2 separate regions of the Mus musculus genome follow, and region 2 is linked to region 1. Evidence: chromatin loops called from intact Hi-C (ENCODE). Cell type or tissue: left cerebral cortex. All regions are shown on one strand.

Region 1 (2,500 bases):
AGCCGTAGCCAGGTCAACTCTACTTCAAAGTCAGAGAAAAGATTATTTTGCAGGTGGCGTTTGCTACAGAACCCATGTGTACACTGGGTCACAGAAACTGCAGTGTTGTTGTATAGAAGCCTAAGAGAGGCACAGCTGACACCCCAAGGGGCCTGCATTTTTACAGGCAGCCAGGGCTTTGCAGACTGGTGAGGGATTATGCCTGCAGAGGGAGCAGAGGAGCCTGGAACCCATGACCAACTTCTGGTAACTCCCAACTCCCCTCCTGAAAGTCACTCTGGGAAGGTCCCTGCCTCGTCCCTCAAGCAGTGTGTCACCAGCAACTGGGCCTATTTATAGAAGAGAGATTTCCCTTCTTTGGAAAACGATTGCAATGACTGAATATCAAGAGGATCTCTACATCAGTTGTTTGTGGAGTACCGCCATGGTGGGCGGCTCAACCCCTACGCCGCTCAGTGTTAGACGTCTACACGGCTAACTGCAGGTCAGCAGAACCCTGGTAACTCATGGAGCTAACTCCATCCAATCACACAGTGTGGAAGAGACACTGGGGTTTGTGTGTGTGCAAGATAGATGCACAAATGATCTCCCGTCATGCTCCTGGGGTGGGGGTGGGGTGTCTGCAAAGAAATACTGTCAAGCTGCAACACTGAGGTCTCATCTCTCTGTGTGCTTGCCCCTCAAACATGCTCTGGCACTGACATCCTATCTGACACTCAGGAAGGTCCTGGGAGCAGATGCTATAGAGCAGTGGTTCCCAACCCGTGGATCACGATCCTCTTGTGGGATGCCTGACCCTTTCACAAGAGCTGCGTATCAGATATTTACACTATGATTCAAAACAGTAGTGAAATTACAGTTATGAAGTAGCAATGCAATAATTTTATGATTGGGGAGTCACTACAGTATAAACTGTATTAAAGAGTCAGTCACAGCACTAGGAAGGCTGAGAACCACTGCTCTTGGGGAGTTCCTGGGTTGCCTGTCGCCCTCTACAGGAAGACAAGTGTGAGCACCTTCAACTAGGTAACTATTCTGCTGCAGTGATGTAGGGACACCTTCCCAGTGACGCCCCAAATGGAGAGTGTGAAGGAGGGTTACATTTCATCTCTGTGTGGCTCTCTGGCTCCTCTTCATGGTCGGAGTCACCTTCCAGGACCTTCTTCGAAATATCCAGAGTGCCTTCTCTGATGATGGCACGAAGGTCTGACTTCAAGAGGCCGATTCTCCTGCTGTTCTTCAGGACCATTTTCATCGTCTAAGGATGAGGAGAAGGAAAATGATCAATTTGTGTCGCATTCCCGTTGCCAATCCCACCTGGACATCACAGAGCATCCTGTTATTGTTGAGGGGGTAGGGACAGTGGCTGTGGGCACTGACATCCGATCTCAAATGACACGACACCTTCTAGCTCCCCATGTGGGGCTGCTAAGCTTCCTCTTCCCCAGTACCCACACCCAGGCCCAGGTTACTCTAGGAAGGAGAGTGGAGGGTAGCTGGTCAGTATCTTATAACATTGTCCTTGATCCTAAGCAGACAGCTGTGGGGTCGGAAGCCTGCCTTCTCTCCTCTCTACCTCTTTCCTTGCTCTGAAGTCACCCTCTGGGTCCTGCACACCACAAGCATTCACCGTCTCTGAGCTACATCCCTGCTCTGTCTCTCTGCTTCCTGTTGGGAATCTTCAAGCATGAATTTAGCCTTTTGGAGCTGATTTACTGAGCAGTCAAGTGGGGGATGACAGAAACCTTTTCATTTTGTGACTTCATACAATAGGCACTTGGTCATCCATAAACTACAGCAATCTCCATGTTCCAGAGGAGGAAACGGCATTGGGGACGGAAGTAAATGTCCTCAAGGACTCATAAGAGCAGAGACTGGCCCAGAGTGGGCTCACTTTAGAGCTCAAACGCGCAACTCTGGTGGGGTGAGATCAAGGACCATAGTCACTGCCAGATGGGCCCATCTAAGTGTATGCAGCCCAGGGATGGCTTGAGGACCAGCCGAGAGCCCAAGAAACGCTGGGTGCTAATGGATGGGCTGGTTCACAGAGGATCTGGTAAGCTCCTCTCCAGCTCTGATGGACTTGGGCCCACATCCAGGGTCTGGCATCATACCACTGCCCCTTGGCACCAACTTGGGGATTTTTCCTTGATGCCAGTGTACAGAGAGAACTGAGGAGATTGGAACTTTTCAGGGCAAGGGACAGGGTGGGATCTTGCTGAGTGCCATGAGGCCTGGGGCCCCTTCTGCTTGTGGGCGGGATGAAATGGATGCCAAGTTTTGTGGATGCTCAGGTCCCTTACATACGTAGTGTTTGCTCACAGTCCGGACAGTCTTCTGTACAGCTTAGACCATCTCTGGAGGACTTGGGGCGCCTGGTACACTACACTCCGTGTGAATAGCTATTGCATGGTATTGTCCAGGGGACAATGACAAGGGATGACTGTCCACACACAGTACAGATGCAGCTGTCAAAGACCTTGGAACCATTTTCAGTGAG
Region 2 (2,500 bases), 310 kb after region 1:
TTTTTTGGTTTTTCGAGACAGGGTTTTTCTGTATAGCCCTGGCTGTCCTGGAACTCACTTTGTAGACCAGGCTGGCCTCAAACTCAGAAATCTGCCTGCCTCTGCCTCCCGAGTGCTGGGATTAAAGGCGTGTGCCACCACGCCCGGCTCAAGTTTTCTCCTTTTGAGCTCTGTCCTTGAGTTTATTTACACCATGTATTAAAATTGGGGGGTGTGGGCTGCCACAGTTCTGCATCCTCGAGATAAAGCCATTTTGGTTGTGTCTTTATATGATCTTGAATATGGCTTTCAAGTATTTTGTTGAGAATATAAGAAACCCAATGTTCCTTAGAGAAATTGGCCTTTGATGTTCTTTTATTCCGTCTTTATTGGGTTTGCTGGTAGGTCATCTTGGCTTCATAGGATGAGTCTGGTAGCGTCTTCCCCTTCTTCTTCGTGGAGTGGTGAGAGTGTTGGTGTCCGGTCATCCTCAACAATTTGGCACAACCTGCCCTGCATCTGTCCCGCCTTACACTTCTTAACCCCATCCCAGTCTCAGTGCTCATATCTTACAGATTTCATTGTGGTAAACTGCAGACATTTAGAATCTTGTTCATTTTTTTTCACTTGCCAACCTTTGGAATATAAGTTTTCAGAGCATTTTCTAAGGATCTTTTGGGTTTCATTGGCTCTATGGTAACAATTTGATTTTTATCTTTATGATACTAGTATAACTTGGAGTTAGTCAATCTTATTGATCTTTTCAGAGAGCTGGATGTGGTGACTACTTTTGTGTGACCCCTCTCCCCGAGTCTGCCTCGGTGCTTTCTTCGCTGCTCTTTATTTCTTGACATGAGCTGCGTTTGCTTTAGCTTCTTGATTTCTCTAGACCAGTATTTGAGATCTCTGAATTTTTAACACATCTGCTATTTCTGTCATCTATGTATCGATATCTGTTTATATTTGTCAGTGTAATACTTTCTTGAGTGTGACTATGCTGATGCTGTTGAGTTTTTTGGTTTTCTTGTTTTTTGTATACACTTCCTCAGATTTTATCAGTGGAGAATGACCAGCTCTTCTGTAGGGAGTGTAGCCAGCTCAGAATTCCTGACCTTTGACGGGAGGTCAGACACGCTTCTCCCCATGCCGTTTTCACAAGTTGCATCTTGGTTTTGGTCATTCTGACTCTGGGGATGCTTGTCTACACGGGCATCTGTGAGGATCTGAGCTCTCCTGTTTCTCTCGGCCTTGTTTTTCAGATGAGACGGAGTACGAGTACAGCGGGAGCGAGGAGGAGGAGGAGGAAGTGCCTGAGCAGGAGGGAGAGCCAAGGTACAGACGGCAGCCAGCCCAGGCTTCCCCGATGCCTGCCCACACTCTGTGAGGCTTTCGTGGAGCAGTGGACAGCACTGGCTTGCTTCCTGTCTGCCATTTTTCTCACCCCATGACAGATCTCTGTGAACAATTTCCCAAACTCTTGCCTCGTTTTTAGTTTTGTTTTTAATTCAATTTTATGTTTGAGGTTGAGGATTTAATGCTTTTGGCATTTATTGCTGCAGAAGGCACAAATGGTACAAGTCTGCTGCCGGACCAAAGTCAGTCCCACACAGAGAAGCGTGCAGCTCGGAGGCCAGCAGGCCCTCTGCTGAGAAACTTTCCCACAGCCTTATTTTCCCTACATGCAAATATGGTTGCCAGCCTTTGACCTCCATCCTTCGGGTGTCTTCTGCCTGCTTTAGCTCAGTGGGTTTACTTTCTTATGTTTGTACTTTAGTAATAGGTTCGCCCACAGCTGTTCTAGCTCTGGCCTTACCTTTGGTTGAGTACAGAACAAAACCAAGATGAAGGTTGTGTTGAGACCCATGGGAGCCATGAGTTGGGAATAGAAGTTCAAAGAGGGACACGGGTTTAAGGAGGTGTGTCTTGCCAGTCTGTGTGATACAGGCTTGGGGAACAGCCCCCAACGCAGAAAAGTCTCCTGTGAGGCCTGCTGCCATCTCTGATGATAGAAAATAGTGTCAGGGAACAAAGCAGGCTTGGTGTAGGCCAGATGAGAACGGAGGGATGCTGAGACCAGTGGGTGCTAGTACTTCTGTGCCATGATGCAAAACTAGAGGGCCAGAGGAAGACCCGACATGAAAGAAGAGTCCCGTGAAAGAATGCTTATCTGCTAGGACTGCATTTTCAGACATTACTAAGTCATAGAGGATGATGTGAGCCGTTGGAGCAGTAGGCATTGTCATCCTGTAGACTTGTTGATTTGGGTCACTCCTGGGCCCAGTCAGTAGCCCCATGAAGGGAACTGGGTGTTCCCATTGGGTCACACCCTACGAGGCCCAGGTGATGCATGGAGCCCTGACAGACCCTATCCCCTGCAGTTCCATCGTCAATGTGCCTGGAGAGTCAACTCTGCGACGTGATTTCCTGAGACTGCAGCAGGAGAACAAGGAGCGGTCTGAGGCTCTGCGGAGACAGCAGCTTCTGCAGGAGCAGCAGCTCCGGGAGCAGGAGGAGTATAAGA

What was found. Hi-C counts contacts between places; a loop is a spot of excess contacts. Peaks named below come from ENCODE experiments on the same cell type or tissue, not always from the same donor. Only the 100,000 strongest peaks of a DNase experiment are listed, where the experiment ranks them.
Region 2: a loop joins it to region 1, with 4 times the contacts of the local background. A loop is called at or near these places in 16 of 42 quality-filtered maps.

What each region holds. Positions count from the first base shown.
Region 1 is chr1:39,679,741-39,682,240 of GRCm38, forward strand. Rfx8 (regulatory factor X 8) reads right to left here. Exons shown (of 15, transcript NM_001145660.1): 11 at 1,102-1,258. Among named protein-coding and RNA genes, the nearest start is that of D930019O06Rik, 30 kb to the left of the region's middle. In left cerebral cortex, a CTCF peak has its summit at 1,008 (motif pointing left); a DNase peak (open chromatin) is centred at 1,010.
Region 2 is chr1:39,987,732-39,990,231 of GRCm38, forward strand. Map4k4 (mitogen-activated protein kinase kinase kinase kinase 4) reads left to right here. Exons shown (of 32, transcript NM_001252200.1): 11 at 1,239-1,311; 12 at 2,358-2,500. Among named protein-coding and RNA genes, the nearest start is that of Map4k4, 88 kb to the left of the region's middle. In left cerebral cortex, no CTCF peak of the experiment used is centred here; a DNase peak (open chromatin) is centred at 1,311; H3K27ac peaks cover 1,060 bases.